Regions from separate parts of the Mus musculus genome. Here region 2 is linked to region 1. The links are chromatin loops, found by intact Hi-C in ENCODE. Cell type or tissue: left cerebral cortex. All regions are shown on one strand. Links, peaks and the distances in the headings refer to the core of each region. The heading gives the core; the rest is flanking DNA.

The links. Hi-C counts contacts between places; a loop is a spot of excess contacts. Peaks named below come from ENCODE experiments on the same cell type or tissue, not always from the same donor. Only the 100,000 strongest peaks of a DNase experiment are listed, where the experiment ranks them.
Region 2: it touches region 1 in a loop (3-fold over the local background); 3 of 42 quality-filtered maps call a loop at or near these places.

What each region holds. Positions count from the first base shown.
Region 1 is chrX:102,348,165-102,353,543 of GRCm38, reverse strand. All of the region lies in intron 9 of Hdac8 (histone deacetylase 8), which reads left to right. The region is part of intron 2 of Gm32262 (a long non-coding RNA gene); the gene reads right to left. Among named protein-coding and RNA genes, the nearest start is that of Gm32262, 55 kb to the right of the region's middle. In left cerebral cortex, for the core only: no CTCF peak of the experiment used is centred there; a DNase peak (open chromatin) is centred at 3,187.
Region 2 is chrX:102,474,759-102,480,137 of GRCm38, reverse strand. All of the region lies in intron 4 of Hdac8 (histone deacetylase 8), which reads left to right. It overlaps Gm32262 (a long non-coding RNA gene), which reads right to left. Exons shown (of 14, transcript XR_003953070.1): 10 at 1-5,379. Among named protein-coding and RNA genes, the nearest start is that of Hdac8, 28 kb to the left of the region's middle. In left cerebral cortex, for the core only: CTCF peaks have their summits at 1,003 (motif pointing right) and 3,133 (motif pointing right); DNase peaks (open chromatin) are centred at 1,003, 3,154, 4,414 and 4,961.

The sequences.
Region 1 (5,379 bases), core at 290-5,289:
AGTTTCAAATGATAAGTTAAAGAGTCCAGCTTGGGCATGTTGAGCTGGAGATGTCAAGTTGGTAGAAGGGAAAAATACAGCTCTCTAGCTATTTCCTGACGGTGAGTTGGACTAGCATTGTAAAACTGGGAGTTAATATATGGGTAAATTTTAAAACTATGAGATAAATAAAATCACCAAGGGGGGTGGTGTATAGCTGGAGAAGAGGAGATGTCTAGAAACTGAGCTCTGAGATAGTCCCAAGTCAAAATGTTGGAGGAGAAATAAGAACTAGCAAAGAAGACAGAAAGAACTGAAAACAGACACAAAGAGGGAAAATCAAGAGTATGCAGTTCTAGAAGCCAGGTGACAAATGTGTTTCAAAGAGGAGGTTGTGCTCAACTGTGTCACGTGCTGCTGGGAAAATCAAGCAAGATAAGAACTGAAAATTGACAGTTGCACTAAGCAACAGAGAGTCACGGAGGCCTGGAGGAATGTTACTAGAGCTAAATGGAAAAGTCGGATTGATACACATTTCAGAAAGAATGCAAGGAGATCAGTGTCATGTCTATACAGCAGCAGCAAGAATCAAAAATGCAATTAAAACTACGACAGCAGTAAAAATAGAAGGTGTCAAGAATAAATCAAACAAAATATGTGCCAGAGATCCATTGTGGAGGAAATTATAAAACTTTATCAAGATAAAGAGCCGTGTCCTGTTCAGAGGTAGGGAGACTCAATATTGTAAAGCTATCCTTTACAATCAATAGATAGTCTAAAGCAATCAATATAGCCATTGTAATTCCTATCAAAAATCTTACAGGGCCTTTCATGGAATTTGATGAGTTGCTTCTAAATTTTATATAGGTATGCAAAGAAAAGCCAGGGCATTCTTGAAGAGCAGTAAGATAGGACTTCCTCTATCAGATATTACATGTTACCATACCGCTCTAGTACTTAAAACAGTGGGGTGGGGTGAGGGTAGCTTGTGGGGGACGGGTGCCTCAGTGCAGCTGGTCATATTTGGTAGATGTGTGCACGGCAGTGGTAGGTTTACAGCTACATATTTTAGACTCCATAATTTACATGTATGTTAAGTGTTTAGGTATAGAAAATTACATACAAATATGATTTAGGTATATGAGGCATTTGTACATATCAATTATATCTTAAAATGAGAACTTGAGAGGAATTCTTTTCTTCTAAGAACTTTCAGATTGGAACCTGTAAAAACTATGATGAAAACATTTCAAATCTGCTCCTCTGGCAATTTCCAAGTACACAGCGGGCCAGTGTTAAGTTCATCGTGATCCTTCCTCCTCCTACCTGACACGCATGCCCTTTGACTAATATCTCCTCACCCTCTCCCAACCCAGAAGATATGTTCTTTAGCTTGGTTTCATCGCTTTTTAATAATGTATATGTGAAAACACCACCTCATACACTAGAAATATATACAATTGCATGGGGCAGGGAGTGAGGGCAGGTTGTTGGAGATGGAACCTAGGCCTCCATGAATGCTAGCCAAATTTCTTACTAGTGAGCCCGACCTGCAGCCATTGTTACAGCTTTTGTTGAAATTAAGGTTTTATAAAGAAAGGTTTTAAAGAGTAAAAAAACAGACTTGTAAGCAGTAGTGGACTTCCACAGCAGCTGTGTTGGTCTGGGTGCATGGCTCTCCTATTTCCCTCCTACTGCCTGTAAAAGAGGGCAGATTTCAGGAAGCTCAGTAGTACAGGAATAATCATGCCCTGTGTAGTGGCCAAGGATGTACTCAGGCACTGAGCTTCCCAGTGTTGTCATAGAAGAGCGAAATTGGACAGACTCTGACATGCTGGGTAGCTTTAGAGGTCTCTAAAGGTACAGGGCTGGAGGATGGGCAGAAACTTGAGGCGTAAAGCACCAGAGAGGTGGTTTTGTTTTGTTTTCTAATGGAATTTTCCACCAGCTCATGTGACCCAAGACAACATCCAATTCTTCCAGAGTTCTCTTCGGGGTTTAACTAGGATACACTTTGTAGTCCCTTCCAGCCTAAACAGACAAAAATTCTAAGTCTACCTGAGGGGAAAACAGCTTGCACATTTCCCCTCCTGGTCTCCAGGTTGGTGAGTAATTAACCTCCTCTCTATTGATTAGAGCTCTTCTAAGTATTGCTGAGTTGGCTCTCTAGAAGTGTAGAAAAACAAAGCCACGCGTATCTCCAAATGGCCATCCTTTAATCAGGAACTCCCATTTTCATATTTAGTTTTGAGACTATAAATAGAAGTGTAAGTGAAACTGTCCTACAGACCAATGCAGCCTGTCCTCACCCTCCATGCTGCCTGTGACAAGTGGCTTCTGGGCACTGTACAGAACCCTCCTGTGTGGTGTTCCTTCTGTGTACGTTTCCAGAAAGGAGCACCTGCAAACATCTTTACAGATGTGTCTGCCCATCTGACTTCGCTTATCTTTACATTTTTTTCCCTCTGTTTCATGGCAAGCAAACACAGCAATGACCAAAAGAGACCTCTATGTGTACAAACTGAGCTTGGTCATTGAGAGATGCACTAACAGCGATGCTAAAGAGACAGCTGGATAGATGAGTAGCGTAGCACTAGGCATCATTTGTGCCAGCTGCTTCTCGTTTTTCTTCCTTTCCAATTTGGGACTGCCCTCCCTCTGCCAGGGATGCTGAGCTGTGTAACTGCTCAGAGCCCCTGGATTGTTAGACAGTGAGCAGGGCCAGGGTGAACTGACTTCCTCATGTCAAAGCTCCCCTTGGACATAAGAGGCTCAAGCCTCCACTTTAAAACTGGAGAGGAAATCTGAAAAGTGCAGACCACTTTCATCACTTGCAGCCCCATCTTCATCCTCTCCTTGGAAATTGACTAGTGTTCTTTAAAGCAGCTTTTGCTTTTCACCCTTGAACTCCGCTTGCTTTGTTTCCTCAGCAGCACTTTTGAGGAACTAATTTATGAAGGCTACAGGGACTATGTGTTACTCTGGGTGACTCACTGGCCTATAGTCGATGCTGGGGAGCGTCTTAGAGATGAACAAAAACTGCCAAGGGTGGCTTCGGTCCAGCACCCAAATGTTCACATCATCTTCCCTGCCCCCTTTTCCATTTTAGGGTGAAAGTACTCAGGGACAAGAGGGGGAAGGGATTTATGGGAATAAATAAGATACTGTCTCACAGCCAAAGCAACATTCAGATTCTCAGCTGGCAGAGGAATTCCTGAGCCTGATCTGTAGTGAAAGCATGAGCAATCTGCTAAATGGAATGCAAAGAGAACCCAACTTAATCTCCAATCCAGACCATCTACAAGGAGTCTCTCTCGGGCAGCCAGTACTATTCCTGGAAGGCACAGCACTCGCTCACCCCAGTGGCCCCGCCCTGGCGTGAGAAACCCGGAGCTCTGCCAGTGCCAACTCAGGCTCTTATTTCTGCTGTCCAGTTGCTTTGGTGAAATAGGAGTGAACACTGCCTATCCATGAAAGGGCAACTCTGAAAGCGATTTATAAACTGTAAAGTACCAGGGAACGTCAGGTGGCCCTGTCACTCATGCATTTCTGTTCTATACTGCACTCCTTCAGTTGTCTTTCCTCATTATGGGACAAAAACCACAGAATTTTGTGGTAAGAGGTCAGGCCCTGCATATAATCAATCATGCACAAGCCCTACAACATAGAAGCATAATCGGCCTTAATTCTGTGTTTTCCCGTCGACACATGGAGAGCATTTGCCAGTCAGCGACCTCACAAAGACGTCACAGAATGGTCAAGAAATGACCCCAGAAAAGCTCTTGTTGGGGGAAAGCCGTAAAGCCTTTTGAAGGGAAAACTTTCAATTCCAAAGGGCGATTATTATTTCTTCATTGAAGTAAAAACCCTTGTGTTTATCCAGCCTTTGATTCTGATGTCAAATGTCCGATGACTCCTCAAACTCTGCTCCAAAAGAAAGAGAAGGCAGTCATGCTGGGGTCGCTGTAGCTAGTGGTGGGCTCTGCCCAAAGTGACTGGCCGGGGAGATCAAAGAGCTGAGCCTCTGTGCTTTGCAGGGTGGGTCACCCTGGGGCTGTATGAAAGAGCTTCCATCTCTGGCTCGCACCTCACCCTGGCTGCACATTTAGTAAATAAAGGAACTTGACGTTTATGTTAAATAGAAAATTAAGATCTTCATCATTTTATTCGTCCCTCTGCCCATTGTTTATTTTGAATGTATATTTAATAGCACTTTCCAGAGCAGAGCAAGACAAAGAGGGCTGTGATACCAAGCCAGGCAGGCAGGGAGTAGGCATTCCATTCCTTTCCTCCCGAGCCTCCTTTTCCCAGAGCCCATCCAGCTGACAGGTGCCAGAAGGGAAGAAATGTTAGTAAATGTTAGTTTCCAGCTCCAAAGAAGCTGTCACAAAAGGGAGACAGAACAAGAAAGCTCATAAAATCCTTCAACTGAGGGATGTAGCGAGACCTATCTAATTACACGAGATTAGAAACGGTTTAACTTGTTGAGAATGTGCTACATGTGGAATGAAAGAAAATGACACCTCCAGCGCCCTGTAATGATACTGTATTGGGAGGGAAGCACAAAGGGTTTGTTCACGCTATCAGTAACACCAGTTTTTCTCATCCAAACAGTTTAGCCACATCTGGTTTTAATATGGTGGTCTAAGTGAAGTCAGTTAACTTTTCACCCACTGCTCTGGCCCTCCTTTTGCTTCCTTCGAATACAGTTCCATTTGTATTGGCATTGTCCTCTCGCCCATGCCTCTGCAAGCTGACCAAGGCAGGCGGGGGGCGGGGGGGAGTGGGGAGATTATGCTCAGAAACTGTGCTTATCTCTGGACTCTGGAGGGTTTTACTGTTCAAATAGCATGTTGTTTTGGAAGCAAGGCCTAGTCTTTGTTTCAGCTAAACTCAACAGAATTTAGATGTGTCCTTCTACCTAATTCATTAAGCTACCAATACTAAATAAGAACTCCCTCAGTTGTTTGTGAGTTGTGAAACATCTTAGTTTGGTTTGGTTTTTTTAACAGAAAGGCAAAGATCACCCTGATTACTTTTTTATGTCGTGTCAGGAATCAAACCCGGGGCTTTGTACTTGCTGAGCAAGCACACCACCACTGAACTGGACCCCCGCCCCTCATCTCAGGTACTCCCAACTAGAATGTTTTGGGAAGTCTGGCACCCATCTAATGGGTCTCTGGCAAATATAGAATTGATTAGGCATTGTTGTGCCTGTGTTGGAGGAAAAGGACCTTTGGTGACTGTACCCCAAGGGGGCAACAAGATGGGCATATTTCTTATAAAAGCAGAACTTTCAAGCTATAAAATGCATTCCAGTAGACATCCATTTATATTGTATACAAACCGCTAGAAAGGGGGGTTTAATTCCCCACATTCTAAAATCAGTAGACTTTTATA
Region 2 (5,379 bases), core at 122-5,121, 130 kb before region 1:
TTGACTCCTCCTGCTCATGAGTCACATTCGATCGCTTAGATACTTAAAAAAAAGGGGGGGGGCAGTAATTCTGTCTTCAGATGTCTACAGTCGGTCTTTATTCTTCCTCCCCGTGGAAGCTACTAACATTTCTCTTACTGTATTACAGCAGCTGCCCAGACAGTGTTCTTGCTTCTAGCCTTGTCCCTTTGATCTGTTTTGTGCAGAACAGGCACAGTGACCCTGTCACAACATAAATTAGATCCTGTCACTCCTTGGCTTGTCATGCTGCATTGGCTGGCTGCCTCCCCATTTCACATAGAGTAAAACAAAACAGTCCATGCTCTGGTCTGCTCGTCCCTACCAAATACTCCTGTATCCCGTCCCTTGGTGAACTATTACTCTCTTCCTTCACTGACTCCTTGTGTTCACCCCTAGGCCTTTGCCCTTGCCATTCCTATTTCTTCCTTGCCCCCCCCCCAAAAGCCACCTCAGTCCCTTTGGGTCCTTGCATACCACATTCTCAGTGGGGCCTCCCTGTTTATACCTGTCGCTTCACTGCCTAGAATCATACCTAGCATATAGCAAATATTCAATAAAAATGTTTATAAGGACAAATGAGTGTGAATGTTGAAGAGATGGCAGAAAAGTAAAAGTAAGAAATACTGATTTTAGTCCTTGGGGTATGTTCTTATGTCATTACCGATCAAATTATTGATTGTCAATGTTTAGAAAATAGAAAATAAATTAAACTGCAAAGATTAGCTACTACCTTATCAAGGTATGCTCCGATATGTGTTGGCTGAATCAATGATAATCTCTTAACAGACTGAATGAAATTATCAGAACATAGAGATAGTGGGGAGGGGAGGAAAGAGAGAGGCTGGGGTGGGGAGAGGAGGAGAGAGGGAAAAGAGATTAGTGTCATCCCAAACTTAGATAAGCCTTTGTAGTGTAGTTGAGCTTATCAACCATTAACTGACTGAGCTGTTACATAAGCATTGCATTTTAACCAAGAGACCACTAGAGGGAGCGCAAGGTTAAGCAAGAATGTTCTCTAAATGAAATTCTCTTACCTTCATTCGCTTTTCTAGTTATTGGTCCAATTGTCATCTAAACTCTTCCATCAGTTCAGAGCGTTCTCCTGAACTGACTTCTTTCGTGTGTCTTTAATAAATATTTGTGATTTGAATGGAAGGATGGATGTTTAGAATCAACATATTGTCACCTTGACATCTGTTTTACTAGGTAACTGTGGCCCGCTGATTTCCCTTGAGAAATCACCCTTCAGAGTTTATAAACTACTAATAAATATTATATTCATGGTACTTTGTTCTTAAAGAATCATTAGGCAAGAAGAGCAAGAGTCATGGAGTCTGTTGCTTTACTCTTGTAAAGGCTAGTGTCAGACCACAGGATAAGTTGGGTGGCTGCTTGGGCTGCCTGTGTTCTTCTCCGCCTCCGCCTCCTCCCACACTCCACTTCCTGGGCCAGTGACAGCTGATAAAGGTCCTATTTCCTGAGCTTGTTTGATACCATGGAAATCATTAGCTCTACTTCTGCACACAGAGATTGCATTACTGTCTGCAATGTGCTTTAGGGCTCTCAAGTTGTTTGGGATGAGCAAAGTTTAGCAGACAGCTTTATTGTCTTCGTAATCATTGACCCTGCTGACATTCGCTGAAGGGATCTTAGGTCTGGATTCGGAACTATCTGTGCTGGCTTCCTGAGGAATGTGGACTCCTTGACCTGTTGTCATGTCATGGTTAAAGTCTTTTACTGCCCTTAATCTAGGCCTCTGAGTTGGACCCTCAGTTTAGGGATTTTTTTCATTAATAGAATAATTTCAAATAACCTAGAAATAGGATTTTCTAATAAACTTTACTTACTAGAAAAAATGTGAAGGTATTTAAACATGGGCACCTCGTAGAGCGTTCCTATACCCCGCACAGTTTTCTCTGCATTCAGTATCTCACACGAGCATGGTACACTTGTGACCGTTAAGGAATCAATGCTGGCGCACAGTTGTTACCTGCACTCCACAGTCTATTCAGACAGCAGCTAAGTTTTCCTTTGGGTTCCTTTTCTTTCAGTACTAGGATCCCAACCAGGCCGCCATACATTTACTCATGATGTCTGCCCAGGTTCCTCTTGGCTTTTGAAGCTTCTAAAACTTTCCTTGTTTTTCATGATTTTCAGTTTTCAAGAGTACTGCTCATATTATTCAATATAGTATTATTTTAGGTTATTTTATCTATTTTCTAATCTGTTTCGTGGTATCTTTTCAAAGGAGCCGGATGACAGCCAAGTCTTCTTTTTTTGGTTCTTAGCACCTCTTTGGCTTTAGTTTAATTTTTCCTCTGGCATCTATTTTAACATTAATTCCAAATAGTTCCTGGAGCTGCTCCTTGCTAAAGGAGGGGGGACTAGCCTTCCATTCGTGATCTCTTGGAGAAAGCCTTTCTGTTCTCCACAGTCAGCCAGCTCATGCTGTCATCGCCTTGTCTCAGGAAAGTCAAGTGGGGATTGTAGATCCAGATTCAAAGTCCGTATCTGTACCTGACTGATTTCTTTTCTCCTTTTTCTAATGTCTGAAATAGTAAGAATTCTCATTCTCAATTTCTGTTTAACTGGAAGAAGAGCCCAGAACTCTGGTGCAAGGAGCAGATGGTGGCACCCAGAGAAGCACTGGCCCCGGCTTTCCAGCATGTACTTGTTCTGCAGCCTGGCTTTCCAGATTTCCATATTTTGGTCATTATCACCAAGTAAAAGTCACCCCCCCCCCGCCGCCATGTCCTCAAATTTTAATCTAATTATGCACACAATTCTTACACAGTTGATACTACTGACTTACTTGGGATGCCAGCAAGCTACATTTACTTCCTAGCTGTCCTTTGTTACAATTCCACAAACCTTTATTTTCTGTGCCTTTTAAGAATTAAGGGATATGGCTCTTTAAATTGTTCTAGAAACTAGGGAAAAATCTAAGTAAGGCATAAATTGAGATCAGTTTAAAACTGGTCTTGTCTGATATACCTTAATGGCATGACAATAATAAAAATATGAATTTATTTTACAAAATTCAGGTTTTTAATTTTTATGTGTATTCATCTTTTGCCTGCATGTATCTAGGCAACATGTACATGCAGTACCTGCAGAGACCAGAAGAGGGCGGGAGATCATCTCCTACCCGCTTCCAGGACTAGAGGTACAGACTATTGTGAGCCACTCAAAATTGAACCTGAGTCTTCTGGAAAAGCAGTCAGTGCTCTTAAACTCTGAGCCATCTCTCCAGCTCCCCACAAAGCCAAATTTTATCTTCTGGTAATATAGGATGTATTGTAGACAGGTTAGAGCGTATACTACATGAAGGAATGCTGTGGGGCAGCACATGGCTCTCTCCAGCATCCTTTTTGTAAGAGATGATGACGGTTTCATGTAAGCCAGTGGTTCTCACTAATGTTATGGCTGGGGTCACCACAACATGAGGAACTGTATTAAAGGGTTGTAGCATTAGGAAGGTTGAAGCTGCACTGATCTAAGCAGTATCATGGAGGTTGCTAAATTCTTATTATTAATATCCTGACCAGGACTCCCCTGCAGTAAATTTTCTACAAGATATATTTATATTCATAAAGAAGGTAACATCATTTAACTTCAAAGATTTCTGTTTGCCCTCAAAAGCAAAGAAATTTTACGATAAGCATTATCAAAATTTAGTAAAAACATTCTAAGAAATGCATGTTAATTACATGAATTATGACATAAATTGTTGAGATTCAACTCCCAAGAAATAAAATTATTGAGAGCAATGGTATAAATTATGAACAATTCTGAGTGCCCAGGGAAATAAAGGATCTTTGCCTCTTACTGGGCACAACTTGGAATAGGCTCAATATTGAAGGCGGCTCACTGAGACTGAACGATTTATCTGAGTTATGCCCTCGATCGCATTTTTGTTTCTGATTTAAAATCAGTTTTCTTCTAGGCATTATCTATAGCTAGTTAACTCAGGCAGTTACAATACATTCCAAGTAGGGCCCAAAGCGTGATTTTTTGACCTTGTATAAACCCATTAGTTTTCATATGCTCAAATGGTACTACTGGCCACACCATTTTTCTTTTTTTGAGCTAGCCATCTCTTCAAAACTATATCCTCTGTCTCAGAGAAGACCAAACTGGTGGCTGGAGATCGATACATGTAAGTCTCTCCTAAAGCAGTGTGTCGAGGGAGCAGCTGGAAACCCCTTTTCTCCCAGTGCTGCACCAGTCATGTCCTTTCCGCTGCTTTGCCTCACTGTGTTGTACGAGTACCCGGAAATACAGAGCTATGTCTGTTCCCTCCCCTGTTTTATATTCTATTAGCTCAGGGAAGATTTTCATTCCATTGAGCACCAGACTGTGGGGTATATTTTTGGAAGCAAGTGTAGGTGTACCAGAGCCAAAAAAGGTTGGGAACAACTGTAGACAAACTGATCTCACTGTTCCTAGAGCTGCCAATTCTAGGCATGGAGCCCTTAAAGTGGACTATAAATGTCGAGTGGGTGGTTAAAAGAAAATCCATTATGTGGGCCTAATTTCTGATTTCCCATAATCAGGTGCCTGTGTTTTGTGTACATGCATATTTTGTGTGGAGAGAAGCAGGTGTGCATAGAACTGATTTATTTAGCTATATTAAATCAGAATTTGAGTCTCATTGAAAGAAAAATATGAAGTGTATAATTAGAATAGGTAATACTTTTTACTTTTATAAATGCATTTTAGATATATTGTGCTAACATTCCTATTGAAGGCAGTAGGTTAGACTAGCAATTTTGCGGTAGAAAAGAAACTAAAGCAAAGAGACTTGGGTTCTTGGTTCCTATCCCAGTTTCTATCTTACGTTTATAGAACATATACATCTCTAAAGCTTGTTGGACAGAAATGTGAAATAAAGTAAAAGAAGGAGTTCTGGTTTTTCCTTCGCCTTTGGGAGAGGAAACAATCAGTTGTAAATACTAAAGGTTGATCTGTAAAAGCCATCGAGTCTGAGTCAGTTCTCACAAGTGCTGTGCATTTGACAGCCACGTGAATGGGGCTGCAGGAGTCGTGAAGAGGTATAGGAAAGAGCCCAGAGAAAAATAGCATAGGAACGTTTGGACATTAGACACGGAAATGGTGGGATGAATATGTGTGTGTGTGTGTGTGTGTGTGTGTGTGTTTGTGTGTGTGTGTGTGTGTATGTGTGTGTGTATGTATGTGTGTATTGTGTGTTTATGTGTGTGTGTGTGTCTGTGTATATGTGTGTGTGTATCTGTATTTGTGTATGTGTGTGTGTGCATGTGTATGTGTGTGTGATATGTTAACCAGCCCTACCTTACAGTAATGGATTCACTTATTCTTCCTTTTCTAGATCCTTGG